Linked DNA regions of Homo sapiens: all the other regions are linked to region 1. A link is a loop called in an ENCODE intact Hi-C map of the cell type or tissue named here. Cell type or tissue: gastrocnemius medialis. All regions are shown on one strand. Links, peaks and the distances in the headings refer to the core of each region. The heading gives the core; the rest is flanking DNA.

Region 1 (5,994 bases), core at 491-5,490:
GGAGGCTGTAGGACTCCTCGTCGAAGAATCTAACCTCATAGGTGCCTGCGTGGGCGCTCTTGTGGTCCAGGCTCCAGGACACCTGGGTTGGGTGTTGAGCAGAGTGTGGGCAGAGTGGACACGGAGGGGCCACCCTGACCACCAGTGCCGACACTGCAGCACTCCGGCAGCCAGAGCCCACGGCCCCTGGCCCTGGTTGACCGGCCACCCCTGGGGCTTCAGGTCACACCCGGGAGCAGGGAGCCCCCTAGCAAGGGAACCATTGGCCCCTCACCTGATAACGCCCCACATCCTGGCCTCGAGTGACAGGGAATTGTTTTCCACCGACGTCAGCATAGAGAGCCATGTTCTGGGTGAGGGAACAAAGGCAGGGTCACCTTCTGCCCCCTCTGGGTGTGGGCAGAGGAGCCCTGTGCGCTGCTCACACGGCCTGCAGGTGGGCAGGCTAGGCCCAGTTGGGGGCTGCAGTGTCCCTGGCAGGAGGTACCAAGTAACACTCACCAATCCCGTGACTGGCCCTCTGCATTGGTCTTCCCTACGGGGGCACAAGGCCAGATCCCCATGGCCGGGCCTAACTGGACGCATAGGAACCCTGTTGACTGTGAGCAGGGGCGGGATGATCAAAAGGGCTGAGTGATTTCCTGAGTCTACAAGGGAGGTGCTGGGGTCAGGGGTGCCCAGTGGGCTGCCCAAGGGGTGCTTTACCCTAAGAGGGCCATACCCAAAAAAGGCCCCATTTCCTTCTTTGGACTTATGGGAACTTAGCTGGGCATGGTGGCGAGCACCTGTCATCCCAGCTACTTAGGAGACTGAGAGGAGAATCGCTTGAACCCGGGAGGTGGAGGCTGCAGTGAGCCAAGATCGTGCCAATGCACTCCAGCTGAGGCAACAGAGTGAGACCCTATCTCAAAAAAACAAACAAAAAACAAAAACAAAAACAAAACACCCACACAGACAAACTGGCCAATGGCAACCGGGGTGGGCTGACTCCTGGCCCTTTCTCCCGGTCCAGATACTCATTCAGGAAACAGCGGGTGGTGAGCCCAGGGTTACCTCGTGTAGGCACAGCACACAAAGCAGGTGAGGAAGGTGACCTGTCAACACTGGCTAGGATCTGGCATCACCGTGCCCTGATCTCTCCGGCACCCCAAGAGTTGGAATCTTGATTCTCCCTCTATCGACACAGGTCCCCCATCAACTAGCAGTGAGGAGCACCCCCCACCCGCCCTCCTGTCTGAAACCCCACTGTCTCACCTGGACCCTGTTCTTGCATGTCAGGGAGATCTCCACAATGAAGACGGTCTCAGTGGAAATGACAGCGTCAGAAGTGGTGTAGTAGGAAGGGGTGATCTGGGGCTCCAGGCAGGCCTCGGCTGCGGGGAAGAGGGAGAGATGCCTGGGTAAGGCCAGCTCGAGTATCCCGGTCTGAGGGCAGGATGGCCCGGCCCTGCCTCATAGCACGGATCAGCTGGGGACCCATGCGCTCTTCCTGCCCCTTCCAGGTGGGATATGCGAGACAGATCCAAGTGCTCGGTCACAAATGCAATGGCAACGTAGGCGGGATGGCTGTGAAGGAAGGCTGGGGAGGGGCAAGGCCGGCTTTCTGGAGGTGTGCAGGAAGAGCGAACTGGGGACAGGTGGGGGCTGGATTCACTGGACAATACATGCCAACACTTGGACCTATGACACGGAGGCCCGGGGGCCACGCCAGCCTCAATTCAGAGCCACAAACGGCCTGGACGAGTTACTGAAGGCATCCTCAGCAGAGACATCGGGGGTGGGGGCTGCAGGCAGGCAATGCACTGGGGCTTTCAAGATGAGAGAAAGGGTCTCTGCCCCCGGCCAGTTGACAGAAGGTGAAGACTGGCCCCAGCGTTTCCTGAAGAAGTAAACGGGAGAGACTCTGGTTCCAGAAGCACAACTTGTTAGCTGTGAGAGAAAGGACCTTGCCTTAGCCTTCTCCATAACCAGAGGCCCAAAGGAAAGGAAGGCTGCCGCCTACATCAGAGGGTGTGAAACAAAGGCTCCCCAAAGTGGGAATGTTCTCAGCCACCCGCTGTCCAAATGTGGTGCCCTGGCAGAACGATGGCTTCAGCAGAGGACGTCAGAGAAGGCTCTGGGTCTGGACCACAGGAGGCAGATCCCTAGGAACAGCGTGGAGGCAGTTCTCAGGGGCTAGATCCCGCCAGCCCTTCTGTGTCCTGCCTAAGTTGGGCCTGCTTCCTGTGGCGCAGGGGAGCCCCCGAAGGGTTTTATGGCCAGGCTTGTCCTCTGGATACGTCCCTGACTATAGTTCAGGGAATTCCTGAGGGGCAGATGAGGAGTGTGCGGAAAGGGAGGCCAGTTAGGCTGCCAAAACGTTGCAGGCAGCAAGGCTACTGGCCTGAAGGACGGCAGAAAAGGGAATGTGGAGAAAGCCGCCCCTGTCCAGTCCTGGCCCCCGGGCCCGGGGCTGGCTGCTGCAGCCACCTCCTAAACACACTCTGGAGTTCAGACCTCAGCCCCTCACGAATGCAAATCGACGGGACCCCTGGTCGGCTCTGCCGAAAACTCTGGTAAGGGTAAGGCAGGGCCCTCCGGAAAAGCCAGTCTTCGGCCTGGCACTCAAGGCCCTGCGCACCTTTGGCTCCCCATCTAACTCGCCCCGCTCTTGCTCCCTCTCCTCACTGAGGTCCCTTCCTAGCTTATGTGGCTCCTCCAGCCCCGTTTTTGGCCGCGATCGCTCAGCGCTACAGAGCTTCGCTCCGGTCCGACCCCGCAGGGAGCGGGAGCCGGGACATGTGTCACGTTCCGTGCTGCAGCTTGGGGGCCGGGCGCACCATGGAGGCTCGGGGACTCCTCTTCGTATGGGCAGACAAGGAAAAGCCTGGCTGCCGGTAAACGTGCGCGAGGTGCTTTGGTCCCCCCGTCCCAAGGCCGCCTGCCTCTCGGGGGAAGGCCCGGCCCGCAGCGACGGACCCTGAAAGGCCGGACCCCCGCATCCCTCCTGCCCCCAACACCACCTGCCGTGGGTCAGAGGCTCGCAAGAAAGAAGCCCCGGCTGGGCCGCTACCTGAGCAGCGGGAGAGGCTGGACAGCAGGAGCAGCGCCAGGGCGCCGAGAGATGCCATCGCCGCCATCGCCTCTTCTCTGCCTAGAGGAAAAGAAAACGAGCTCCCATGAACACGAGGGGCAAACGAGGAAGAGCGACGCGTAAGTGGCAGCGGCAGCCAATCGCGCACCGAACGGCTGGGCCGGCATTGTGACGTCTCTGGCAGCACTGACGTGGCCCCTCCCTGAGCCAGGGGCCCAGCTGGTCGCGGTCCCCCCCTCAACATGGCGGCAGCGGTGCTCTAGGCGCCGGAAGGGGGCGTGAATCGGTGCGACCGCGCGCGTGCGCAGTACCGGGTCCGCGCCTGTCCCCGAAACTTCGCACCCCGTCGAACTCTCGCGAGAGCGGTATCTGCGTGTCGGGACGTGCGGAGGCTCTCACTTTCCGTCATGGCGCTGAAGGTAGCGACCGTCGCCGGCAGCGCCGCGAAGGCGGTGCTCGGGCCAGCCCTTCTCTGCCGTCCCTGGGAGGTGAGCAGGGAAAGAGCCACGGGACCGCGGCAGCGGTCGCAGGGGAGCGGTGGGGTAGCCGCACCCGAAGCAGTCTGGAGTCCGATTGGCTAGGGGCCCCACCAGGGGCGGGGAAAGGGCTTCGCGCCGGGGTTGATTGGCCGCCTCCGCTGTCACTGAGGGGATTGGCCGAAGTTGGCCCTGGACCGGCTCCCCCAGGGGGTCTGCATCGGGTGGCGGGGGGCCCTCCGGACGGGCCGGGAGAGTGGGCCACGGCGGCTGTCACCTCCTTAGTGTCCTTGAAGGAGCCCTTCTGAGGCAGTCACTCACGTATCCCGGCCCGCCTTTCTCAAACCGCTTCGGGAATCCGGTTCCGGGACTCAAATTTCTCCACGGTTTCCTCTCTCGTGGACCGCTTTGCCACCTATCCCGGTGGCAAAGAACCGGACTTTGCCAGTCATCCCCCATAGTCCCCCAGTCTTAGAGCCCCAGATGCCTTCCCCTCGAGGCGCCTGGAATGGGAAGGAGCTAGGGTTTCTGAGGCTGCGGGGGTTTTGCTTCTGCTCTTCTCCGTGTGCGGTCTTGCGTATTCAGGTCCGAGTCTTCTTTCCTTACACTTATTTAAGAAGAGGTTAATTTAGGTCCTAGGTGGGCTGGAAACCATCTGAAGCAGCTGCCAGCCAGCACCTGGCCCTGATGGGTAAGAGGTTTGACCTCTAGGCCATGCTCCCACACTGAGCCACTGCGTGGCCTTAGGCCATTTCCTCCTCTCTCTGGGTTCTAGTTTCCCCTTTGGAACCCAGAGGGGAGGAGACTTCATGTTCTCAAAGGATCCTGTCAACTCTGACCTTCCAGAACTCCGTGACTTTGCGGCCACTCCCCAGGGACATCTCTACTTGCCATGTTTTCTCCTTCTGACCTCTGGGGGAGACTGCTTGTGCCTAATGAAATTCTCTTGACGATGCTGACTTCTCCCACCTTGCTGCTGAAAGGACGGCAGTATATAGTGGCTTTCCAGAGGCTCTGATGGCTCCAGCAACTGGGCTCCTGTAGGCTCTTGGTGAAGACATGTGTGCCTCCTCCCTGACCTCCCCTGTGTGTGTGCCTGTGTGTGCGTTGGGGTGGGAGTAGGGGACAGTGAACGGTGGGTAGCTGGGCAGTGCCTTGCCCTGAGACTGACCGTCCTGGGTGTGAGAACCCTTACAGAGGAACCCCAGGTCTTGAATCCCACTGATTTGGACGCCATAGGAAAACATGCAGCCACCATTGACACATGGTCCAACAGAAATATGCCAAAGACAGAAGCCTCAGCAGGCATAAGATGTGGGGTGTGGATGTTCTTTCTTTCCATGGAACCATGAAAGGGTGATGGGAGAGCGGGAGGCGTGTACATATTGCATCCTGCCTCACACTTGGCTCCTTTGATTGGTGGCTTCACAGGGAAGTCAGGGCACAAGGCAGAGCCTTTGCGACCTCCTGAAGGAAGGTGCCTGCATCTGTACAGTAAGGTCAGGGAAGTCCATCTGGAGCGCTCTCTGGGTCTTTTGCCAAAGCCCAAAGGAACACCTGGCACAGGGACCGGGTGGCAGAGAGGTTCAGCTCAGCCCTGGTGGTGATGTTGCCATCTGTGAGGGAGGTCCATGCTCTCAGGAGATTGGCTTGCTGCCACAGCTGAAGCCCAGGAGGAACTACTGCTGGGAGCTGCAGGGGTCCACCCGTGACCTCCCAGGGACACCAGCCTTGAACTCTGACCTGAGGGGCCAGTGGGGTGAAGGGGCAGGCGTGCTGTGTGGCACTAGCTACTGTGAGCAGCTCACACACCTCCTGTCCCCTAATCTTTCCAACAGTCACGGAAAGTAGGTACCTCCGTTCTGTGAATTTCAGATGAGGCCATGAAGCCATCTCAAGAAGAGTGGATGGTGGATTTGGACCGAGGCCTCCCTAGTCTCCAGATCTTTTTTCATTTTCTGATGTGCTTGTTCACTCAGGAAATGTTCCTTATGTGCCAGCTCTGGGCCAGGTACTGTGCTGGGTCCTAGGGTGACAGTATTGGACCACACTGACTTGGCCCCTCCTCTCGGGCTCAGGGGTTGAGGAGGGAGCAATGCAGTGATAACCTAGGGAAGGGGGTAAGTAGGGCCTTAGGGTCCCAGCTCAGTAGCCTTAGGGCATCAGGGAAAGCTCCCTGGAGGAAGGTCCATCGAAGCCGCTTTCTGCGTGCTTACAAGAGCCCCCAAATAAGATGATTTCAGATGTTGATAAGCGCTAGAGAGAAGACAGAAAAGTCCCGACCCGTTGATAAGCGCTAGAGAGAAGACAGAAAAGTCCCGACCGTGCCTGTGCTTGCAGATCCAGGTGCCACACAGATCAGCTGAGCTATCCTCGGGGCTCTGGTCCTTGTGGGCACCCTCTCCTAGCCCCTGGCTTGGACTGATGAGTGCCGGCCAGGGACAC
Region 2 (5,994 bases), core at 386-5,385, 70 kb after region 1:
ACAGCTTTCCAGCCGAGGCCTATGCAGACAGGCCGTGAATGCACACCGGGCCCTCCTGCCCTGGCCAACAAACCCTCTTGGCCAACGTGCTACTTCCTGAAGCTAGCCCTTCAAAGAACCAGTAATCTCTCTACTTCCTGAAGCTAGCCCGGACGAAGGCCTTCAAAGAACCAGTGATCTCTCTTCTGCCCCCGCCACCCAGGTCGGCCTGCACAGCTGAGCTCCCTGCAAGCCCGATCTCCCATTCCTGAAGCAAGCACCCTGGCAATCCAGACTCGTGCTGGGAGCTGGCAGGGGTGCCAGCCAAGGCTGACAATGTAGCTGCGGGGAATGTGCCAAGCGCCTCGCCCAAGGCTGCAGCTGCTTGCCAAGGCCCTGCAGCCCAGCATGCGGGAGAAGAGGAGAGGGAAGCCAGGGTGGTGGCTGAAGTCCAGGGGCCTTTTCTCTGAATCTGCAGTCTGGCCCACACCCGGGATGCCCCTCTCCGTGGAATTCGGGGACAAGCCTGCTTCTCTGCTGGTGCACAGCCAGTGAGACAAGGTCCCAGGGCAAGAGGCCACCTGACCCAGGGAGCACACACAGGCCTTCGGGGGATGGATGCCATTGTGCCCCTCCTCCCAAGAAGCACTGGGGAACCGAAACTGAGTCGCAGAGAGCAGGGCCCAAGGCAGCTGCAACCCCAGGCACGAGGAAGGGGAGGGGCTGAGGCGAGATAAAGGGAGCATTGACCTGGAGTAACCTTTCCCAGCGCCTGTCTGGCCCGCCGGCCCCGGCCCACCAGGGAGCCAGGAGACAGACAGGGTTGGAAGGACAGCCACGCCAGGAGCAGGAAGTGTGTCCCGCCGCAGTGGCGGCCTGGGCCCGGCATCTCTGGTCTGGGGGCCCGGGAAGGCAGCTGAGCCAGTTGGTAGCCAGGCAGGCCTGTGGGCTCAGGCGGGGGTGGCCTTGACCCCAAGTCCCACTGCTGTGCTGGGCGCTGCTCATTAACCTCCGCTTGGGCTGAGTCATGCCCATAATGCCGGCCTGCCTGGCCAGCCAGCTCTGCTGGACGCCGGCCTTCAAAGGGCCCAAGGGCCCAGGAGGGGCTAGGCAGCAGGCTGCGTCCCTCGGTCCCCGCTCATGAATGGCAGGCGTCTCCTCCTGGCTGGCTGCAGGAGTGGGGCGGGCAGGAGCTCTCGAGGCTCAAACCGCTAGGATCGCAGCTCTAAGGCCAGGACAACCTCCTTGAGGAGGAGAGGAAGCAGAAGTGGCCTCGAGCGTGCAGGCAACCAGCACAGGACAGTCCCCACCCAGCCTTCCTGCCTCTCCACTGCCGCGCCTGAGTCCACGGCTGCCCAAAGGCCCTGCCCACCCCAGCCCGGCTCTCCCATGGCCTGCCCACACCTTTGGCATCAGCCCCGGCCCGCCCCAGACTGTCCCCACCGCTCACGGCTGCCTGCCCCCGGGCCTCCCTGCCACACGCTTCCCTCCGTGCCCGGCACCCCAACCTGCCCCACCTCATGGCCCCCATAGAAGGCGATCTCCTCCGAGTTGGCCACCACACGCGAGTGCATGTAGCGCAGCTCCCCCTTCCGCCGCGCCTCCTCTGCCACCAGCTCCCCGAACTTGGGCGAGAAGGCCCGCAGCACGTTGGCCGTGAGGAACACCACGAGGCCGGCGATGGCCGAGGGCCAGGCTGTGCCGGCTCCACGGGAGCGGGCCGCCCGAAGCAGGGTGTAGGAAGTCACAGCCACGTCCAGGAGTGGCTTGGTCAGGTTGGAGTAGAGGTGGGCCACAGAGGCCGCAAAGGCCACCACGTCCTCCGTCAGAGACTGGTCAGGGTTGCGAAGCCGCCCGTCCATGTTGCTGACCCGGTAGTAGGTCTGCTGGGAGAAGTAGAGGCGGTAGGCGTGGGCCACCAGACGGCTGCGGAACGACAGGGCCAGTTGGCCCTCCAGGTAACGGATGGCACTGTTGACGAAGGTAGCAGGGAGGGCGATGAGGAGCCACTGCAGCAGCTGCCAGCCAAAAGCCCGCGGGTCCTTGCGGACGATGCAGCGGGCCAGCCTTCCGTCCAGGCGGGCCACATACACCGACAGGAAGGTGCGGCTCACCAAGGCGGCCGAGTGCAGGGCCAGCAGCCCCGTCTCCCGGCACAGGACCCGGGGGAACAGCAGCCGCAGGAGCCACAGGAGCCGCTGCAGGAATACCCGGTTCATGCCAGCTTTGGCCGCCGCGACCCCGGAGGCCTCCTGCGTGGGCTCCCCGGCGGGCGCCTGAAGACCCCTGGCCGGGGCCAGGCACTGGCGCACCAAGGGGTAGACTTTGTGGGCTCCATAGGCCGCGAGGGCCAGGAGCACGGCCGTGCGCTTCAGCGTGTTCCCCCGCCAGGGCCGGGGCCTGGAGAGCACCGGCATGTCACCTGGGCTGGCTGCCGCGTAGGGACTGGGGCTGGTGCCTGGGGCAGCAGTTGAGGCAGGTGGCTGGAAGGATTGTTGCTCTGACCCTGGGCCTGTTGTCTAGGCAACTGGAAACCTTGCGATGGCCCCTGAGACTGTCGCTTTAGGCCCCCGGGGTGGTGCTGGGGCCCCTGGTGCGGTGGGCTCAGGGCCCTCCAGGGTCGCGGCCTCTTCGGGCAGCCCAAGTGGAGGAACTTGGCTCTCCTGTCCTGTCAGTGCCCTGGCCCCTGAGGTCAGGGCCTTGAGAGGTCTCGGGCAGAGGGGGCGTCTCTTCCTCTCCACCTTCTCCTCCTCCTCCTCCCCCGGTGGCGCCCCTCCCCGGGGCACCAGGCGCGTCCGTCCGCTCCGCAGCCTGGCTGAAGCGACAGTGACTCCTCCACCGGCCCAGAATCCCCACCCACTCTTCCCCAGGGGCGAGTCGGGGGAAGGGGAGGAGGCGGAGGAGGGGCGAGGGGCGGAGTCCGGGCGCGGGAGCCCCACCCTGTTCTCGCCCCTCGGCGGGGCCCGCCCACACCCCCACCTCCCGTTCTCGCCCCTCGGCGGGGCCCCTCCCGCACCACAGAGACGTGGGACGGCCGCGCGGACTAGAGAAGCGGCCCTCGCCGGCCCGACAAAGCCCCGCCCCGCCCCGCCCGCGTGCTCGCTCCACCCCGCCCTGCTCGCCCGGAGCCCGAGGCGCCTCTTCCTCTCCCGCTCGGAGCGCCGGCCCTCCGCTCCGGGGCGGGGTGGGAAGCGGAGGTGGGCGGAGCCTCCGGGGCCTCGCGAGGGCTGGTGGGCGGTGCCCGGCGGGCGCTTCCGGTTTCCGGCCGCGGTATGAGGGGCGGGGCCGGGGCTGCTGTGGGAGAGTTCTGTTGCTGCGGCGGGGCCTGCACGTTGACTGTGGGAAACTCGGTGAGCGGGCTCCGCGCGCCGGGCTGGGCTCCGGGACCGCGGAGGCTCCCCGGCCCATCGACGAGGGAGAGAGGCGAGCGGCGCGGGGAGGCCCGGGGGCCGGGGAATCTCGGGGCCCGCAGCCTACCTGCGTGTGAGAGGCAGGGGCGAGGGGAAACCGGGCGGCGCCTCTAGAAGCTGGTCTCGGGGGCGGGGCGGGGGGCGGTGAAGCCCCACCTGGAGGAGCGGCCGGGATGGGCCTCCGGGACGGTGTGCCAGGCCGGGGCCAAGTCGGAGGCCCCTCGCTCTGGGTGGGCGCTGGGGCCCGCGAGGGCTACTGTAAGGACCCCTGGCTTCTGAGGATACTGCGTCTAGAACTTTCTCCGTATGGGGCCTTGAGGTGCTTGGTCGAGACCTGCCTTTGCGCTTGGTCCCGAATCCTGCCCTCTAGGAGTCGCTCTTGCGGGCCTCCAGCCCACCGGAGGCGAAGCGGCCCCGGGCGGAAGGCCGCTGGATCCTCGAGGGAGGTGCCGGTTTCTCTCCGCGGGCGCCGTGGGGACGGTGGGAGGCGGGGGCGTCGGCAGCGCTTGGACTAGGTGCGGCCTTGGGCCTGCCTGGTAGCGGGGATTTGGGCCCGCAGAGCGCCCGCCTCTGCGGCTGAGTTCTGCCTGGCGGGGAAGGGAGCGCCCGATGGGTGCCGAGGCGTCCTCCTCTTGGTGCCCTGGCACTGCTCTTCCCGAAGAACGCCTTTCAGTTAAACGGGCGTCGGAAATCTCGGGCTTCCTGGGGCAGGGATCGTCGGGAGAGGCCGCTCTGGACGTGTTGACACACGTGCTGGAGGGGGCAGGTAATTGACCAGCGAACGGAAGTTTGTGGGGCCTGTGAACGCTGCTGGCCAAGAGGCCCTGCCGAGTGGAGCCCTGCTTCCGCCAGCGCATCAGAGACTTTGAAGCAAAGTGCAGGGGGTCAGGGTGGAGAGTGGCGGCCCCAGCCTCGCAGGGTAACTGAACTGGATGTTCTTGGCTGCCCAGCGCTTACAAGTCCCGTACCTTTTGTGCCCTGCCAGGAAACAAGCTCACATCTTCCTGTGGGAAACCTTCTAGCAACAGGATGAGTCTGCAGTGGACTGCAGTTGCCACCTTCCTCTATGCGGAGGTCTTTGTTGTGTTGCTTCTCTGCATTCCCTTCATTTCTCCTAAAAGGTATGGCCTATGGAGCAAGCAGGCGAGTTAGGCAGGAGGGTGCCTGTGCCCTAGCCCTGGGACTGGTGTGTGCAGCTGGTGGACCCTGGAATTGGGACCCGATGGAACAGGTAGAACCTGTCTGGGGTGGGGGTGGCAGGGGTTGTGTTTGTTATTGCCAACCCTTCCCAGGGTTCTGCTTCGTCATGACTTGCTCAGTTCCTTTTCCTGTGTCCCCTGCCTTCTGGTCTTCAGAATGCCCCCGAGAGGCAGGAAGATCTATGTTACAGTTCTGGAAATGATGCCCTCCCACCCACTCTTGGTCCACGGGGTGCTGGGATGGTAGCGTGGGATTCGGAAGACTTGCACCACTGGGTCACGTTGTTGCTGATTTGGTGACTCTTGTCCTCCTAACTAGTCTCACTGGTATTGCGCAGTGGCTGCATGAACATTACTCAGCCTGTGGAGGATGAAGCCATATTCCCTTTTAATGAACAGAGGACCTGTTAAAAGTGAATTGGAGATTAATTTTAATTATGTATAATACCTGAACACATCCCTATTTAAATTACGATATTACAAATAAGGCCAAATCTCCACAGGTATTTTTAAAAGCCGTTTTTTCGTGAAAAATTATCTTTGATGTGATACCATAGAAAGTATGCAGTGCTGTCTGAGGAGGATTCTTGTAGAAAACCACACCTTCGTACAGTTGACAAGACGTGCAGAGATAGAGGGCCCCGGGGAGCTTTAATCTGGGAAGCTTTAGAGGACAGACAATCTGATTTCTACACAAAGGAAACTGGAAAAGCAAATGAAAGAGGGAGAGGGAAGGGGGAGCTTCCAGAATAAGCTGGATTTAAGACGTTTATCTACCGAATGCCAAATCGGTACCTTGTTGGGTCCGGATTCAAACAAATATCATTGCCTTCAGTGATTGGCATATTCAACTCTAGCCCTGATGATGAGGGCTTCTTGTTGATTTGAACAATATGTAAACACTTCTGAAGTCTCTTCTTAGAGCTGCATCCCAAAGCATTTGTGGATGGAAATGATGTGAGGTCTGGGGTCCATCTCATCATAACAGGGTCGGGGGATATAGACAAACCAAGGTTTATCATGTGGAAAGACAGTTTAAAGAAATAACGTGTATGGGGCAAACATTTGAATATTACAAAGGGGAGTACAATGAAAAGTAAGTTTCCCTTTTCAGAGACTACCAGTATGTTTTCTTTTTGTTGTTGTGGTTTTTTTGTTTGTTTTTGTTTTTATTTTGAGACAGAGTCTTGCTCTGTCACCCAGGCTGGAGTGCAGTGGTGTGGTGCTCGGCTGACAGCAGCCTCCACCTCCCGGGTTCAAGCAATTCTCCTGCCTCAGCCTCACGAGTAGCTGGGACTACAGGTGCCTGCCAACATGCCCAGCTAATTTTTTTTTATATATATATTTTTAGTAGAGATGGGAGTTCACCATGTTGGCCAGGCCGGTCTTGAACTTCTGACCTCAGG
Region 3 (5,994 bases), core at 614-5,613, 130 kb before region 1:
CCTGGCAGGGCCAGCCTAGGCCATTGAGTCCAGCTCCCCTTCCAGGGACATGGCCACGCGAGTCTGCACACACACCTGCCCAGTGTAGTCACGGCCCCAGAGCTGCTCAGGCAGGGCTCACCGTCTTTCCTGGGTTCTGATGGCTGTTGTGAGGCAGCTCAGTAAGGGACAGGGCGCAGGGCAGGGAGGGAAGGGGAAGGCTGAATTCAGGGCTTCAGCTCACAAGAAACCGCAGAAATGGATCCTTAGTATCCAGGCTAAGGACACAGAACGGGGGCAGGACGGGTGGGGCGGGCCGCTGTGTCCTGGAGCCTTTGCTGGAGAGAACAGAGGGCAGGTCACACTGGACTTGTTGTCTCAGGATGGAGCCTTCAGGGAGAAAACATGGCACCTTGCTCCAGTAGCCACGATACCAGGAGTGGAGGAGGGTGTCCCCGGGATACAGGTCTTCCTCCTTGCTCTCTAACCCTCTGCCCCCAGGATCAGTGAAGTGGAGCCCAAATACTATGCAGATGGGGAGGACGCCTATGCCATGAAGCGGGACCTCACTCAGATGGCCGACGAGGTAAGCGCCTGCATGAAGCCAAGCAAGGCGAGCGGGGGCGGCACTCAGGAGCCCCAAGACAGTGGCTGCAGGCGAGACCGACTTTGGATGCCAGCTCTTGTGGCTACGTTGCCAGGAGTCACGACCTCAGTTTCCTAGGCTGGGCTTTAGAGGAGGCCATCTGCCTAGCAGCCTGGAGGGTGATGGGAGAGGCAGAGGGAGGAGGCTTTTAGAAGGGAAGTGGGGAGGTCTAGGGACCAGTGGGTGGCCTGCCTGCTCAAAGGTAGTTCTGAGTCAGGGTTCTGCCCAAGGCTCATCGGGTGGCAGGGCTGGTCAAGGGGCAGCGCTCTGTCGTGGGGGCCTCCATGGTAGTCGGTAAGCCCAGGTAGCGGTGGACTGGGGCTCCAGCCAGGTGTCCCCACTCAGTCCCGCGTGTCCTGCCTAGCCCTGCTGCCTCACTATGCCCCTCTCCTCAGCCAGCGACAGGGCCAGGCTCCCTTTGTCTGGAAACTTAGGCCCTGTCTCTTTGCCCCCGCTTCTCCCTGGGTTCCTGGTGGCAGCTGAGGCGGCACCTGGAGCTGAAAGAGAAGGGCAGGCACGTGGTGCTGGGTGCCATCGAGAACAAGGTGGAGAGCAAAGGCAATTCACCTCCGAGCTCAGGAGAGGCCTGTCGCGAGGAGAAGGGCCTGGCTGCCGAGGATAGTGGTGGGGACAGCAAGGACCTCAGCGAGGTCAGCGAGACCACAGAGAGCACAGATGTCAAGGACAGCTCAGAGGCCTCCGACTCAGCCTCCTAGAGCCTGCCCCATCCCCTCCTCACCCCACGAGCTTTCACAATAAATTCGCTCCGTGGCACTGGGGAACTTTGTGTGTGAGCGCGCGCACATTTAGAGGGTGTGTTTCTCCAGGTCCTCTGGTGGGGATGTGAGCCTTGGCCTTTTGACCCAGAGCATCCTGCCAGGCCCGAGTACAAGGAAAGAGCTTTGGAGGTGGGACTCCCTAGTCTCATGACCTTCAGCAGCTGTGGCCCCGGGGAAGGAGGCCCTGGACTTATGGGAGAGACCCTGCCTTGGAGGTCTGCTTGGCCACGCTGAATGTGTTTTGTGGCACAAGCCGGGGCTGCTCAGGCTCAAAGCTCAACAGCAGGGCTCCCACTCTTGGTGGCCTTCAGTTCTCTTCCCACCTTCACCTTCAGACTTTCTCTCCCTAATCACACCTGCTTCGGGCTACAGCAGCTCCCCAGCATACCCGTGGGCTCCAGATGTGGACATCCAACTGCTCATTGGGCTTATCTACAAATGTCCTGTCTGAGTAATGACCCAGCCAGATGCCCCATCAACAGTCCTTGAGTCCTCCCTCCCCTGCCACCCTAATGGTCAGTGAGTCCATGATACCTCTTGAGTCTACTCCCTAACCTGAGTTTGCATTTGAAAATAATTTATTTTTAGTACAATTCCCCGCGTTTCCCCATTGACATTTTGTATTAGTTGGTGTATTTGTTATTGTTGATGCGCCAATACTGATAAGTTATTGTAAACTACAGCCCATGGTTTACAGTAGGTTTCCTGTCTGTGTTGTACAGTTTCTATGGGGTTACACAAATGCATAAAGCCATGTATTCCCTCATTAACAATTTCATGCAAAATACAAAACTGGGCGGCTGTTGGGTGCGGTGGCTCATGCCTGTAATCACAGCACTTTGGGAGGCCAAGGTGGGCGGGATCACTTGAGCTCAGGAGTTGGAGACCAGCCTGGGCAGCATGGCGAAACCCCATCTTTACTAAAAATAGAAAACTTACCCGGGTGTGGTGGTGCATGCCTGTAATCCCAGCTACTCGGGAGGCTGAAGCAGGAGGATCGCTTGAGCCCGGGAGGTGGAGGTTGCTGTGGGCCCTGATCATGCCACCACACTCCAGGGACAGAGACCCGTCTCAAAAAAAAAAAATATATATATACATATATATATACATATACACATATATATCAAAATCCTGTTTTTCATGGAGTCACCCTAACCGTAACGCTCGTTTCTGTGTCTTTCCTCCTTTCCCTTCCCTCCCCTCCGGCTGCAAAGCCATCATTTACTGTCCCTAGTCCCTGGGCGGGCCCTGTATTCCTGAGCCCTCTCTGTGTCCTGCTACTGCAGGTGGCACACTGCTCCTCCGCCGGGTTGAAAACTCGCCACACAGGCCTGGAGCTCGGTTCTCTTTGGCTGGCGCCTCGCACGTGACCAGCAGGCAGCCGGCAGCTGTGGAAGCGGAGCCCAGAGCGCGGCAGGGCGGGGCCGGGGCCGGAAAGGCGCGTCTGCGCACGCCCACAGCTCTCCGCTTCCCGGCTCGGGCGAGGCTGTGTTGATTGGCTTAAGACGTGGGCTTCCCTTTGTATGGGCCGGAGGCGGAGTCCTGTCCCGCCCCGCGCCTGGCGGCAGTGTCTTCCGGTTCGCAAGCCCGCGGCGAGGTTCGTTCCCAGGCTCTGATTGGTCCGGCGGCACTGGGCTCGCGCGCAGGGTGCGGGGGAAGGGCGGGCTTGCGCACTGCGTCGGCCGCGCCCCGGCACCGGTGGAAGGGAGGTGTCCCAGGCTCCCACGGCGCCCGCGGCGCCCTCCTTCCGCCCCGGCCAGGCCCATGGGACCCGGCCCGCCCTCTGCCGTCCGTCCCCGGCGGGCCCGATGCCTGTCGGCCGCTGAGCCTCCGTCCCCATGCGGGCAGGTCCGCGCCTTCTGCGGGCTGCCTGGCTTTTGGATGCTTTGAAGGGGAACAATGGAGCGAAGGATAGACGGAGCAGCAGGGGGCAGTTGCGTTCAGGGCCTTAAATGCCAAACAAGTGCCCTAAAAGCCAGGGCCCAACACTCAGGCCCTAAAGTACGGGCTGAATGGGGCATCCTAGGAATAGCTCTGGAGTGAAAAAAGGAGTGAAGAGAGCGTTTGAAGGCACCGGCTGAGGCCTTTCCTGCCTGCCTGAGCCCTGTGGCTGGCTCTGCTGGGTGGAGGGACCTTTGGGGACCAGTCAGGGCTCGGATGGAGGGGCAAGATGTGTTGGGGCCAGCTAGTGAGAGGCGGGGCTCCCTGGTTCCCCTTGGCCTGAGGCAGCGGTGGGACGTGTGAGTCTCCCGACCAGGAGCAGGTTGGAGTGTGGGTGCGGCTGTACGCGCTGTGGGCAGGGGCGCAGGCTCTCTAGTCTCGCTGGAGGACTCGAACATCGGTACTTCCGAGACCAGCTGCTGGAAGTCCAGGTCCTGGGTCTGGCTAGCTCCCAGGCCTTGAAGCCCCAGGTCCTGCAGACACACACGACGACGTGTTCGAGAAGGGCCTTGGTACTGGGAGAAGGGGGCGGGGAGCTGAGGGAGTGTTTTTTTCCTTCTGGGCAAGAGAATTAATTGCTCACAGTTGAAAGGCAGGAAGTACCCGCACAGCCTCCCCTCCCCAGATCTGCAGGTCAAGGTCATGTGTGCCCGCATTTGCACAGAGCCTGACTCTGACATCCGTGCACACACACGCCTAGTACCCCTGCACTAGTGCCCCCACGCCCGCCTTCGGAACACACGCCTGGTGCCCAAGTGCCTTGCCTCTCTCCCCACATCTATACCCCAGGGATTTCCCTCCCACCAAATTGAAGCCAGTTGTCTGCTTGGCTTGTCAACCGCCTCCCGCCTCCCGCCTTCCCGATTTCCCGGAGAAAAGCTGCTGCCCTGTGGTAGAGGGTGGAGGAAAGCCCCACCACCCCTGGATGAGGGGGGCCCCAAGACTTGCCCCCAGGGTAGCTAAGACCTCACTCCGAGGGGGCTGCCCCCCTCAGGCCTATGACGGGCAGGTGCAGCTGCAGGGGAAGGGAGGCAGAGCAGTCTCTTCCGGCAGCAGGAAGTGGTAACCGCCTATGGGGAAATTGTGGGGCTGAGCAGAAGGGGAACCGGAGCTGAACTCTCCTCCCCTACCAAGGGGGCCTGGAGGGAACGGCAGCCAGCTGCTGAGGTTCTGCTCTCTGGTGCTGACCTTCCTTCCCCCTCCCCTCTGAACTTCCCACCCCAGCTCTCAAGGCTCCCTGGGGCTCCCTGGGCCTCTCTGGGGGCTGACTTGGGAAGGGAGGACCCCATCGGATGTCTGGGGGAAGGAGGCAACCCAGGGGGAGTCCAGAGCCTGGGGCAGCAATGGTGTTCATGGCCACTGGTACAGTGGGCCAGCGGCCCCGCTGTGAATGGTACAGTCTGGCAGTGGTGACCAGGGACAGCCTTCTGGAGGTGGTGGGATGGCAGCCTGGGATGCCAGCTTACGTTGGGGCTCTCACACCTGCTCCGGCTGCTTGGCAGCGGGGCTTTGGGCACAAGGCAGCCTAGGTGCAGGCCCAATGGGAGGGGACGGCAAGGCCGGGGCACAGTGGGGCTGGAAGGGGCGCCCTGCCCCCCCAGGAGCCCCTCGCGGGCAGTGCCAGCCCTGGGCCGCCCCGCCCCACCGGGAGCCGCGCTGGGGGCGGGGCTGGGCGGAGCCCGCGCAGGGTGCTGGCCGCAGCGCCCCCAAGTCCCGGCGCCGGGCCCGCTCACGGCCGCGTGGGAGCAGTGGGGTTCGACGGCGCGGCCGCGAGGCCGCCATGGCCGCTCACGGGAAGCTGCGGCGGGAGCGGGGGCTGCAGGCTGAGTATGAGACGCAAGTCAAAGGTGAGAGGGCGCCGGGCGCTCCCGGCCCGTTTCCTGCGGAGAACCCAAGGTCGTGAGGGAGCTCCAAGCGTCCCCGCGCTGGCCCAGGGCCCGATGCTCTCCCCAGCGACCTCTGGAGCGGGGGTGGAGGAGGGAGCCTGAGCCCCTTGCCTGCCTCCCGACGCCCATTTGGCCTCAACCGCCTGCCATTTTCCCTTCCTTCTTTCCTGTCTTCCTTCCTTTGGTCTCTGTCCTCCTTGGGTCTACCGCTTCTCACCCAAGGTTCAGTGGAGACACTGGTGGCCGCTGGTAAAAGAGAGCCAGATGCACCAACGTGCCCCTCAGAAGGCAGTATTTTAGCTACAGTGAAGTCAACCAGCTTGATTGGGCTGGGGGGTGAGTAAGGGAGTCCGGGTGAGTGGATTGGTGGAGATCACCTGGCCGTAACCCCACTGCAGTCCCTGGAGCTTCAGCACCTTTTGCCTCCCTTTAGCACTGAGGGGGAGCAGAGGCGAGGGCCACTGTCTCTGGGTCAAGCTGGCGCAGTGAGTCTTGGTTGAGAGATTTAACAGGGCTGGCTTCTCAGCCTTCTGAAATTGAACCTCTGGGTTCTGATAAACACCCATGTGCAAATCACATGCAAATCAGCTTTGCAAATTCTTAGCCAATAGCTTGTGCCCATCTTATTCAGGGCATGGTAACTCTTGCAAAGGAAAGAGGCAGCAGCTCAGTGCCAGCAGCTCGTCCATATCACTCTCAATCACTCCATTTTACCAATTACGGAAACAAGCTCAGAGAGGTGCAGTGACTTGCCCGTGGTCAT
Region 4 (5,978 bases), core at 1-5,000, 110 kb after region 1:
CGGGCCAGGCCGCAGGCTTCCCAAGCCTGGCTCGGGCACCCAGTGTTCCAGGCCCGGGCCAGAGGGGAGGGGCGGGAGGGCCGCGAGGGGAGGGGAGGGCAGGGGGAGGGACAGAGTGGCCCATTGTGTGTGTGTGTGTTCGTGTGTGTGCACACGTGGGGGGCCCACACAATGTGCCGCTTGTGTGCCCGACCCGTGGGGGCAGCCAGGGCTCCTTACCTCGCGGAGACCCCAAGGCGCAGGCCTGCTTTCCCACCTCGGCGGCCAATCGCTCCTCCCAGCCCGGGAGTCTGGGGGGCAGCCTCGCGGGCATCGCCGGCCCCCTCCCCCCACCATGCCAGGCACATGACTGCGAGGGGGGTGGAGGCGCCCGGCCCGGCCACCGAGCGGCAGCGGCGGACGAGGGGCGGCCCCGACCCCCGCGTGCCCGGGGGCCACCCGTTGCCCGGACTTCACCCCTCCGCGGCGGCTCCGGGGGTCGGGCGGGGGCCGGCGGCCTGCTGGGGGAGGAGGCCGCGGCGGGCGGGGGAACTCACCTCCGCCGTTCTTGTAGCACAGGTAGGGGAAGCGCCACACGTTGCCCAAGCCCACGGCGAAGCCCACGCACGACATGATGAAGTCCATCTGGCGCGTCCAGGTCTCGCGCGGCGGCACGGCCAGGCGGCCGCCGGGTGTCCCCAGGCCCACGGGGCCGTCGCCCTTGGCCGGGGCCCCGTCGGGCCCGGGCGCGATGAGGGGGCCCTTCTTCTCGTCGCCGGACACGCTATAGATGCCGTTCTCGGCGCTCTTCTTCGCCATGGCCTCGGCGGGCCGCACGGCCGGGCCGGGGTCGCGGCGCCTCACGGGGGGCGGCGGTCAGGCGGGGGGCACCGGCGGCACCGGGGAGGGCCCCGAGGGCGCGGGCCGGCCGGGGGCCGGGGGGCGGCCGGGCCGGGGGACGGGGCGGCGGGCGGGCGGCGGGGTGCGGGGCGCGGGCGGCGCAGTCAGAAGCAGTCCACGAAGCACTTGAAAGTGAGCCTGAAGAATCTCATGTGTGTCGGGGGCCCGGGGGCGCGCGGGCGGCGGCGGGGCCCGGCCGGGCGGCGGCGGCGGCGGCGGCGGCTCCCGAGGCTCCTGCCCGCGGCTCGGGCGGCGGCGGCTGCGGCGGCTCCTCGCCCGACCCGAGGCTCAGCCTAGCGGGGCGCGGGCGACATCGGCGCCCGCGGTCTGCAAGCGGCGGCCGGAGCAGGGGCCTGTGGCCCGCGCCCCCCGCCCCGGCCGGGGCCCGCGGAGGCTGCCCGGCTGGCCCGCGACTCCGGTGGCGGTGGTGGCGGCGGCGGCGGTGGCGGCGGCGGCGGCGGCTCGGGCGCGCCTCGCCCTCTCCTTCCCGGCGGCGGCGGCTGCAGCCGCTCTCGGGGCCGCGGCGGGCTCAGCGACTCGCCACCTCGCTCCGACTATCCCTCTCTTCCCCGTCCCCGGCCGGCCGCCGCTTAAAAACCGACTCCGGGGTGATGTCACTATCGCCCCACCCCCACGGCCGGCCGGCCCCCCTCCCCCTCCCCCTCCCGCATCCCTCCCTCCCGCCCTCCTCGTCACACTCCGCCCACCTCCTCCCTGCCCTCCTCCCGGGGAGGAGACGCCGCTCCAGCGGGAGGCAGGATGGTTGCTACCTGGGGCGGCCGCCAGCTCCTCCCGCAGGGCTCCGGGCCGCCCCTCGCCCCAGGGTCGCCGGCTCCTAGTGCAGCCCAGGCTTCCCGGCCGGCCCCTCCCAGCCCTGGGAAGACGTCCCCCGGGCCCCCTCAGCCCTCCGCCTCCCCTTCTCTCCCTTTCTCCCCGCTCCTGGCAGGCTGCAGCCGTCTCCTCCCGGTGCTCCCTCCTTCCTTGAGCTCTCTCCACCGCTGCCCACTGGGGGCTACAGCTTCCCGGCTACCCTGGAAGCTGGAGGCCGGGACCAGCTCTTCAGGTGACAGGCCTCTGTGTCTCCACAGTGGGCAGAGGGGAGCCTGCCTGGCTGATGAGCAAGCCTCGACTTTGTCATCAAGGCAGAGAAGGGGCCCGGGTAAATGACCCCGGCGGCCCCCACCCCTGCCTGGCGTGAGAGTGGGTAGGGGCTTCGGACTTGAGGGGACTGGAGCGGGAACAAGGCAAGGCTGCCCCCTGGTGCCTGGCAGGTGCACAGACCCTTCCCCAAAGGCCTCAGGCCTGAGGTCCTGGCTGCCCGCCCCCCACCCACCCCGTGTTCCTCTCCCCAGGACCCCCCAGGCCTCCCTAGCAAGAGCCAGCTTGTTGGGCTGCCTCTCCGCCGCCAGCTGAGCAGCTTGTTTAGAATTTTCTAGGGCTAAGAGTAGCCTGGGGGTGGGGTGGGGAAGGAAGTGGTCATTGTCCTGGCCTGGGAGGTAAAGTGTGCCCCCCTCAGCTTCAAGCTCCCTGATCTGATCGTGGACACTGCAGTCCCCAGATGGCTCATCCCGTTAAGCTAAGCCCGCGGCCATCCGTCCAGCTTTAGGAAGAAAAGCAGTTCCGGCCCAAGCCAGATTGAGCTTGCTGGGTGAGGGAGGGACAGTGTCCCCACCCAGGCTTGGAGGAGGAGCCTCAAGGGGTGTGTGTGGTTGGGGGAGACAGGCGGTGTCACCTGTGCTTAGACCAGGGGTGGTGGGTGGGTACCCCTGAGGTGGCAAGGTCACACTGCTCATCAGAAGTTTCTCACTAGGGTCTTCTCTGGCCCAGCCTTTGACTGAAGCTGGTCTGGAGACAGGGGCATTAGAGAAGTGACTCATAGATGGCCTAAAGAAGCGGGGCCACTCAAGGACCCAGGACAGAGGGAAGAGGGCCAACCCAGCTGGACCACAGGCAAACCCCATTGCCTTTGAGAGAAAGAAGAGGACCCGGTGAAGTAGGCTCGGAGGGCCTCAGCCCAGCAGGAGTGCGGGGTGGGCGCGTGATGTCATCGAAGGGAGGACGGTGACCTGGGGGAGGGCCGCTTTGAGGGAGAGTGCAGGCCACGGCCAGACAGCTCTGGGAGCCGCGGGCAGGGGAGACTTTCAGATGTTGCTTGTCAAAGGGGTGGGGGTGGAAGGGAGAGAAAGCAGAGGCTCGAGAAGGATGTAGGAGAGCTGATGGCACTTTGGGGAAGTGACCACTGCTGCGGTTACTCCTCCGGTGGGTTCCGAGGCCAGGGACAGGATCATGAGGGAGTCGCCACCCCTGACTGCTGCTGCCTTTGTGAGATCAGAGGAGGCCGAGGCAGAGGGCGAGGTGGCCAGGCTGGAGGGTACTGGAGACAGAAGTGAAGGGTGGGGGGCTGTCCAGAATGGCTGCCACTGCTCCATGGACCCTCGGAGTGGGAGCCCCCACATCTGAGGGGAGGTCCAGTGGGCCCCCATACCTGACTCCCACGACCTCCTGGAACTGGGCTCTTCTCCAGGCAGCCACCCCTTCCCACACCCACCTTCTTCCCCGCCCTTTGCCAGCCCAGCCTGGGGTGCACCCACTACCAGCCCCTGGGCCAGGCCCTGCCTCCCGCCCCCAGCTGGTCTGGACCCCATAGTGACTGTGAACTCCTCCTCACGGCCTGGGCCAGACCCCAAACTGCATTCTCTGAGCAGCCAGAGGGACCCTCCTGAAGCACAAATCTGACCAGCCCCTCCTTTATCTCATCCCTTCTTTGGGCTTTTCTGTGCCCTGGAGGTAGAACTAAATTTTTCTCCAAGACTACGAGATGGAGTGTGATGGGGCTGTGCCCTCCCAGCCTCGGGGCGTTCCCCCTGAGTTTTCCCTCCACGCGGGGCCCACAGCCTGGGCTTCCCTTTCTCTGCTGACCTCCAGGACTCTGTCCCAGGAGGCTCCTGAGGGAGGTTCAGGAACCCTCCCCACGTCGGCCACCCTGGGAGCCGCCCCTGCCCAGCCAGGGCGAGCTGGGCCTCTTTGAGCAGTGCATGAAGTTCAGGCTGGTAAGGCTGGAGTTCCCGGCGGGGAGCTCCGGCCGGAGCTCTGGTCTCTGTCACAGGCTCTGACCCGGGCGGCCAGTGACAGGGTCTTCTGAGGCTGCTCCCACGAGCTGCTGAGCAGTTGGGGGAACAAAGGCAAAGCGATTTCCATCCCTGGCTGGGTCCTCTCCCACGTCCGAAGGCTTCAAAGCGTTCTCGGGCTTTGTCAAGGCGCGTCAGGCTCGGCCCGGGGGCAGCAGCTGCTGGGGAGGGGCAGGGTGGGCTCTCCAGGCCCCCAGCTGAGGGCCGGGTAGCTGTCCCCCGCCAGCCCTTTCCAAGCCTCCGCCTGTCTTGCCAGGCCCTTGTGTTCTACTCACTGAAGGGGGGTTCCGAGCATGTGCAGGAGGGGGTGGGGGTGCCCTGCGACCTGTGCCCAGCCCAGAGCTCCTATGGTGGCTTCTGGGTGAGAAGCAAACTGTTCTCTGGGGCAGAGGCGACCGGGGAGGGGCGGGGGGAGAGCTGCACCCTCCCCTTACCGTGTCCCAGGGAGTGGGCAGCCTTTCAGGCCCCAGCTGGGGCTGGGGGGTTGGAGTAGGAGCTGAGGAGGAGGGAGAGGGGAGGAGAAGGGGAGCTGGGGGGAGGGCAGGGGAGGGGGGCTAGCCGGAATGCTCCTGTTTGTTGGGGGAGGCCTGAGAATTGGAGCCAGCGCCCACTCAAGCCTAGGGCAGCTGCGGACCGGGGAGGGGCTGGGTGAGGGGCCACCGGGCCCTGGGGTGACTGGTTATCCTGGGAGGATGGGCAGCTGGAGACAGGATGGGGGCGCCTCCTCTTCTGAAGGCGAGCCGGGCACAATGAGCTTTGGAATTAGAATAAGCTGGGAACAAAGGGGGAGCCAGAGTCCACCTGGAAGGGCTTTGTACTTCCAGCTCCTGGGGAGGGGGCCGACGTGCGGCTGCAGCCAAGCGGAGAACAGAAAGAATGGGGCTGGGGGCGAGGGCCTGCAGCAGGGCAGGGATGGGGGGCAGCAGAACCCCCCACCCGCGCCCTTCCCACCAGCTGTGCTCGTTTACACAGACCCGCAGAAAGGAGGCTTTGCTTTGTTTTTTACATTTTATGTAAACTTTTATTAGGCTGGTTTTATTTGTTTTATAGATTGAGAGGGTACAAGCGCGGTTCTGTTACATGCATATATTCCGTGCAGACCCATCACCCTAAAGCTGCCTTGCAAAAACTGTAACAGTAACAAAATTCTGCCAGTGAGAGAGCTGATCTAACCAACCCTGTCTGCATTTACCCTCCAAACTGTTTTTGGTCTTTCCTGGGCATGGGCCAAGCTAACTTTGGGAGAAATTTCGTTTATAGTTTAAATGATAACAGACCTTCCCAAGATGAAACCGCCTTTGTAAAAGTAATGAAAGGCCATCAGGTGAGGAGGATGAGAGGGGCCTGAATTCTGCTAACATGGAAGCATTCATGATGACCAGCCATTGTTCAGAGCTCAAGAGATTTGTAACTTCTCCAATTACTCCTGTAGATAATGTCACTATTGTAGAACCTAAGGTTGGCTTTTTGAGACGTCTTTGCAGGTTTTTGCATTTCTCACTACCAGATGGCTCCACCCGGACCACATAGACCTATGACTCAAGGTCCTGTGGCCCTACCTAAAAGCAGACTCAGCTCAGCACACAAGAATCATCCCCCACCCAACCAGTCAGCAGCACCCATTCCCTAGCCCCCTGTCCGCCAAACTATCTTTAAAAAATCCTAGCTTTCGGGCTGGGTGCGGTGGCTCACACCTGTAATCCTAGCACTTTGGGAGGCCCAGGCGGGTGGGTCACTTGAGGTCAGGAGTTCAAGAGCAGCCTGGCCAACATGGTGAAACCCCTGTCTCTACTAAAAATACAAAAGTTAGCCGGAAATCGCTTGAACCCGGGAGGTGGAGGTTGCAGTGAGCCAAGATTGTGCCACTGCACTCCAGCCTGGGCAACAGAGTGAGACTCTGTCTCAAAAAAAAAACCTAGCCTTCAGGGCTGGGCACGGTGGCTCATGCCTGTAATCTCAACACTTTGGGAG
Region 5 (5,000 bases), core at 1-5,000, 170 kb before region 1:
AGGCGGCTGGGGGAGGGCCTTGGGATGCCCTAGTCCTGAGTGGCAGGCACGGCTCCCAGCACTAACCCCTTGCTCCGCGGCCGTTCTCTCCTGGGGGCTCTAGCGATCCCCTGGCCTCGGTGGTGGCCCTGCAGACAAACCCTCGCTGAGTGGGCTTTGTGTCCTGAGCGGTGAGAGGCTGCTGTTCTTTGGCTGAGCTCCAGTGCCTCGATGCTCTGGGGGTGGGAAGCTGGAGCTGCCTGGAGGGAGAAAGTTGGTTTAGGGAGTTGGGAAGGCTGGAGCTGGGCTCTTGGGTGCCGCTTCCTTCCCCACCCCCCAAGGCAGAAAGTGCTGGTTTCTCCACATCTCGGAGATTATCGCCACCTACCACGTTGACTTTGAAAGGCTGGTGGGTTGTCTGTGACCGTTTTTCGTTCCAGGTCTCTCAGCACCTGTTGCCTCCAGGGAGCAGGGCCTTTCTCAGCAGCCCCCGGGCGGGGGCGCTTGGTGGTTGGTGGTGCCCCGCGCCAGCCCAGGCAGCTGCAGTAGCAGGAATTAGCTCAGTAAGCTAAGGCTTCTCCAGTGGTGGGGCTGTTTATAGAGGCACCGTCACCATGAGCAGCACCTTCTCCACTCTGTGGACCGACTTTCTTCTCATAAGGCCTGGAGCAGGCTCCCTGGCAGGGAAATGCAATTTTAGAAAGTAGGGCAGGGGCCTAATTACAGTCGGCTCCAGAGTCCACCACCACTGCTGCCTTGGCTTCCTGGGGCCTCTGCATATTCATTAGTTTATTAAAATGAATTGACCACTTTGGCATGAATTCATTACCAGTCTGCAAAGACAGGTTGTGCATTAGAGGGGTAGCCTGCCTTCCAAAGGGCTGCTTAAAATGAAGCTCTGGGATCCTCCAGGGTAGCAGTTTGGAAACTGTCATCGGCAATTCCTCAGACGAGAGAGCAGCTGGCAGACCTGAAGCCCTCTTCCTCACCGGGGTTTCTGCCCCCTCCCGCCAGCCCGGCCTCGTCACCTTTGTCTTGTCTTCTTTTGTTGTGTTTGGGATGAGATCAGGGCATATTCTCACGCCTGTGCCCCTTGCAGTTCTGCGGGATCAGTCCTCAAAAAGCCTTGTACCTTTGGAGAGAGCTGATCTGGAAGGGGTTCCCGTTGCTAGGATAAGAAAGCTTCAGGGGGTGTGTGCTTTGAGAGCTCTTAGGGTAGCTACTGTGCTTGTCCTTAGGGAATTTTAGTTCCATGTGGCAAGCCAAAGGATTCAGAGTGCTGCCAGGTGTGGGGGGTGGGGGAGCGAGAGCTTTGGCTACGGTGGCTCTGTAATGTCCATAGGTTCTTGGAGCTGGAGGGAGCCTTGGAAAATACCTAGTGGAACTACTTCCTTGTTTCTGCAGATGAGGAAATTGGGGTCCAAGAGGGGAAGTGACAGGTCCAGGGTCGCCCTCCCAGCTGGTGGCGGAGTTGGGCGGGAGTGCAAACCTTCATAGAGGCCGTTCTGCCACCTGTCTTTGGGGCCCATCACCTTTGAAATGCCTCCATTCTCTCCTCTGTCCCTGTATCTAATTGTTCATTGCGTTGGGCAGGCATCAAATGTGTCCCCTTCCACACCAAGCCCTCCTCTCCTCTTACTAGACTCTTGCAGTCACTTCCTGATTGGCCCTGCTAGTTTCATTTGTCGGGAAATCCTGTTCACCCTTCAAGGCCCGGCTGAAACGTCACCTCTTCTGAGAAGCCCTTTCCACTCCTGTCCTCCCCTCTCCAGCAGTCGCACTGCTCTGTGCTCCCAAGGGCCCGGCTTGGTCAGAGCTCTTCTAGGGTGTTTGTCTCATCGTGGGAGGGGGGCATGCAGCCTTCCTACCCCATTGGGAGTATGAGCACAAGATCGGTGTCCTCTGTGCCTCCCAGCACGTCGTATGCCACACAGGAAATGCTCTAATGTGACAGGTAGAACAGAGAGGAAGGCAGCTCGTTGAACTTGACCGGCCACCTCACTGCATGGGCACCAGTCTCTAGGTGGTGATGGGACAGTGGCAACCAGGGATGGAGCTTGCAGAGCATGAAGTGGTTGGGGGAGCTGATGAAACACAGAGAGGCCGGGGCACAGCCTTGCTCAGGAGAGGGGAGCTGGAGTGGTCTTCATCTAGTGCAGGGTCCTTTCCCCACCTTCCCCTCCCAGCTGAGAGCCAGCATTTCCAGGATGAGGGGCCCAAGGATTGGGTTACATGACACCCCCCAGATGATTCAGGGGTGACTGAGAGCAGCTGTCACATTGAAAAGCTGGGAGAAGGGAGGAGAGCTTGCTCGTGTGCTTTCAGGGGGCGGAACCAGGACTCGTGGGTGAGATGAGGAGCCGCAGGTTTGTCGTCACACCAGGAGCTGTGCTCCCTGACAGACCTCTCTTGACGGGGGTGGGGAGGGCCCCTGCCCTGCCTGGAGTGTTCTAGAATGAGATCAGCACCTCTTGGGTCCTGTAGAAGGATCTGGTGAGCGGGATCCCCAAAGATATCACAGGGCGCTTCTGGCCTGGCCCACCGGCTCACTGATCAGCGTGTGATAGGAAAGCTGCCCACTGACCCCACGTGCCATTTAGCTTTGTCCCAAACTCTGACCCGCAGCCCCATAGCTGTGGGCTTTGACCACGAGGGTGCTCAGGGGAGTGAGGGTGGCTGCCTGGACATGGGACCCTAGGGAAGGCACAGATCGGTTGCTTCAAGTCAGTGATGGGGCTGTTGTCTCTGTCTCTGTTTTACGCTGTGACCTCAGGTGTCGCTTGCCCTCCTGGGCTCTGCCCCTTTACCTACCGAGAGCAGTTGGCCCAGGCAGCCTTAGGTCTCGTTATGCGTTTACCCTGGTAGCTTGCATGGAGCTCCCTCCAGGGATTGGTCAGGACGGCTCTCCAGTGCGCAAGGCTGTTGGCCTTGGCAGCTCTTGCTTTTCTGGGGTGGTTTTTGCACTGGGAATGAGAAAGAGGCAGAGGGCCAGGATCCGAGCTTGCACATGCGGGCGGCACAGGTGTTGTCCCTCTGCTTTAGGGAAATGGCAGGGGAGCTCTAGTGCTCGGCATGTCCGAGGCCCAGTGACTCAGCTGAATGGCTGCAGAGGCTGTCAGCCTGCTCGAAGCCTACCCGCAGAGTGGGTGCTGGAGAGCGGGGTGGGGGTGCTCTCGCCTCAGGAGGAGCGGTGGTGGTACAGTTGTGCTGTGTGGGGTTTTCTGTTTTTTTTGTTTGTTTGTTTGTTTTGAGGTTAGGTCTTGCTCTGTTGCCCAGGCCGGGATGCAGTGGTGCGGTCTCAGCTCACTGCAGCCTCAAACTCTGAGGGTCAGGCAGTCCTCCCGCCTCAGCCTCCTGAGTAGCTAGGACCACAAGTGTATGCCACCACACTGAGCCAGTGTTTTAAAATTATTTGTAGAGACGGGGTCTCCCTGTGCTACCCAGGCTGGGAGTTGTGCTTTGGATAAGGGCTAGCCTTGCACACGGTTCCGCATTGAGCCCTGGGGGTGACAGTGTGAGACTGGGTGGGACCAGAGTGCAGTGGGGCATGCATTCCCAACCATGGTCAGCCGCCTGGCCCTGGGTGCACACCTGAATATGGAAAAAAAACACTGTTTTTCCTCTTCTATGGTCTCACAACACTTTTGGCCACCAAACTGAATAGTCTGTATTATATCACAATATCACAGCATCCCTGTGTGGAAGCCTTCCCACCCCACAGGAATCCCCCCATGCCCTGTCACGTCCTGGGGGACCCATCTTGCGTCTTGAGTCATGTGGAGGGGCCTCAGTTCCTTCTGCCGTCTGCTTGCTGAGATCTCACCCAGGCCAGCTCAGAGGCACAGAGTCGGGGTTGCACCTGGCCCCCAGTTTGGGGTTTCTGGAAAGAGTGTGGTGAATCCTCTGAGGGACCCCTCATAGGAGGAGGTTTTCGGGGAAGCCCTGGCCTGCCAGGTGTGAGGGGAGTCAAGTTTGAGGACATGAGGGAGGGGCCTGGTCCCAGCTGAAGGCTGCTGTGCCATCCTGTGGAAGCAAAGCAGTGCCTAAGGTCTGATTTCCCTCTTTCTTGGTGGTCGCCTCACCCTCATGAGCTTTTGAGAAGCTTCTGTCACAGCTCTGCTGAGACTGCTGCCTCTGGCTTGCAAGAATGTTCTGGAGTACCATAGGTGTGGCAGCAGGGGCAGGGAGGGATGCTGGTGGACCATCACCTAGGAGACCAGAGGAAGTCCGGGAGGTCAGAGCAGAGGCCGGGTCTCATCCCCATGGCTCTTCGTAGCCTGCAGCGGTCACTGTTTTGGCCACTTGAAAGTGCTGCTCTGGGCTCTGGCTGTCCTGACCCTGTGATGAAGGGACAAAAATGTGGGCTCCAGGGAGGAGGAGCACAGGCCCACCAAGAGGGTATTTTGGGGAGAAATTCATGTCTGATCACTGAGTGCTAGGGAAGGAAGGCAGTGGCTAGATTCCCAGTAGCTGATGAGGGATCTTGCACAGTAACTTCCCGCTCATTAAGATGACCTTGGCGAGAAGCAGGGTGGTCACAGGCTCTTTTGCACTGGCCTGAAGTCGAGGGGTTTGGAAGATGGCCCAGGTAGCGCAGCTGGAGTTGCTAGAGCGCCCGCAGGGATGGTGCTGGCTCAGCCCCTCTCACCAAGCTTGACGGCTGGCACATTTGGGGAATGAGAGGAATGGGGGCTCCCGGGTGTTCTGACTTCTGCCTCCTTCTGTTCCCCAGCAACCAACCAGTGGTTCATCCCAGCCGTGAGGGGGGACATTCCCCCTGGGTGTGCAGCCTATGGCTTCGTGTGTGACGGGACTCGCCTCCTGGTGTTTGGTGGGATGGTGGAGTATGGGAAATACAGCAATGACCTCTACGAACTCCAGGTAAAGCAGCCCCAGGTTCTCACTCTGCCTCCTTGGCCCCATGTGACCTGACGGTAGTGGCTTCAGGGTTGAGGCAAGCGGGAGGTGGAAGGGACGCTTGAGAGTCTGCCAAGGCTGCTCTGAACTTGGCCCACCTCAGA

Evidence for each region. Hi-C counts contacts between places; a loop is a spot of excess contacts. Peaks named below come from ENCODE experiments on the same cell type or tissue, not always from the same donor. Only the 100,000 strongest peaks of a DNase experiment are listed, where the experiment ranks them.
Region 2: it touches region 1 in a loop (14-fold over the local background); 16 of 110 quality-filtered maps call a loop at or near these places.
Region 3: it touches region 1 in a loop (9-fold over the local background); 33 of 110 quality-filtered maps call a loop at or near these places.
Region 4: a loop joins it to region 1, with 2.8 times the contacts of the local background. A loop is called at or near these places in 2 of 110 quality-filtered maps.
Region 5: a loop joins it to region 1, with 2.8 times the contacts of the local background. A loop is called at or near these places in 8 of 110 quality-filtered maps.

The regions. Positions count from the first base shown.
Region 1 is chrX:153,791,813-153,797,806 of GRCh38, reverse strand. IDH3G (isocitrate dehydrogenase (NAD(+)) 3 non-catalytic subunit gamma) reads left to right here and starts at 3,432. Exons shown (of 13, transcript NM_004135.4): 1 at 3,432-3,561. The coding sequence starts at 3,481. It overlaps SSR4 (signal sequence receptor subunit 4), which reads right to left and starts at 3,139. Exons shown (of 6, transcript NM_006280.3): 1 at 3,053-3,139; 2 at 1,255-1,373; 3 at 275-349; 4 at 1-82. The coding sequence starts at 3,119. RefSeq lists enhancers at 3,183-3,442, 3,342-4,069 and a silencer at 3,733-3,882. In gastrocnemius medialis, for the core only: no CTCF peak of the experiment used is centred there; DNase peaks (open chromatin) are centred at 3,316 and 3,676; H3K4me3 peaks cover 2,648 bases; H3K27ac peaks cover 3,055 bases.
Region 2 is chrX:153,721,669-153,727,662 of GRCh38, reverse strand. BCAP31 (B cell receptor associated protein 31) reads left to right here and starts at 3,276. Exons shown (of 8, transcript NM_001256447.2): 1 at 3,276-3,329; 2 at 4,375-4,510. The coding sequence starts at 4,419. It overlaps ABCD1 (ATP binding cassette subfamily D member 1), which reads right to left and starts at 2,807. Exons shown (of 10, transcript NM_000033.4): 1 at 1,497-2,807. The coding sequence starts at 2,396. RefSeq lists enhancers at 180-349, 370-529, 800-1,089, 1,366-2,187 and silencers at 2,648-3,607, 3,818-3,997. In gastrocnemius medialis, for the core only: no CTCF peak of the experiment used is centred there; DNase peaks (open chromatin) are centred at 630, 2,892 and 3,222; H3K4me3 peaks cover 3,794 bases; H3K27ac peaks cover 4,512 bases.
Region 3 is chrX:153,925,334-153,931,327 of GRCh38, reverse strand. ARHGAP4 (Rho GTPase activating protein 4) reads left to right here and starts at 5,064. Exons shown (of 22, transcript NM_001666.5): 1 at 5,064-5,192. The coding sequence starts at 5,126. NAA10 (N-alpha-acetyltransferase 10, NatA catalytic subunit) reads left to right here. Exons shown (of 8, transcript NM_003491.4): 7 at 481-565; 8 at 1,105-2,103. The coding sequence ends at 1,341. RefSeq lists silencers at 2,750-3,309, 4,720-5,309. In gastrocnemius medialis, for the core only: a CTCF peak has its summit at 3,318 (motif pointing right); DNase peaks (open chromatin) are centred at 2,277, 2,887, 3,987 and 4,437; H3K4me3 peaks cover 1,765 bases; H3K27ac peaks cover 3,337 bases.
Region 4 is chrX:153,683,395-153,689,372 of GRCh38, reverse strand. SLC6A8 (solute carrier family 6 member 8) reads right to left here and starts at 1,447. Exons shown (of 13, transcript NM_005629.4): 1 at 537-1,447. The coding sequence starts at 798. It also overlaps a transcript of PNCK not described here. In gastrocnemius medialis, for the core only: a CTCF peak has its summit at 2,132 (motif pointing left); DNase peaks (open chromatin) are centred at 2, 1,492, 2,092, 3,472 and 1 weaker place; H3K4me3 peaks cover 1,067 bases; H3K27ac peaks cover 1,316 bases.
Region 5 is chrX:153,964,438-153,969,437 of GRCh38, reverse strand. HCFC1 (host cell factor C1) reads left to right here. Exons shown (of 26, transcript NM_005334.3): 2 at 4,712-4,860. It overlaps HCFC1-AS1 (HCFC1 antisense RNA 1), which reads right to left and starts at 673. Exons shown (of 3, transcript NR_046608.3): 1 at 368-673; 2 at 67-239. RefSeq lists a silencer at 36-214 and enhancers at 2,440-3,099, 3,100-3,758. In gastrocnemius medialis, for the core only: no CTCF peak of the experiment used is centred there; DNase peaks (open chromatin) are centred at 545 and 2,957; H3K4me3 peaks cover 1,789 bases; H3K27ac peaks cover 4,600 bases.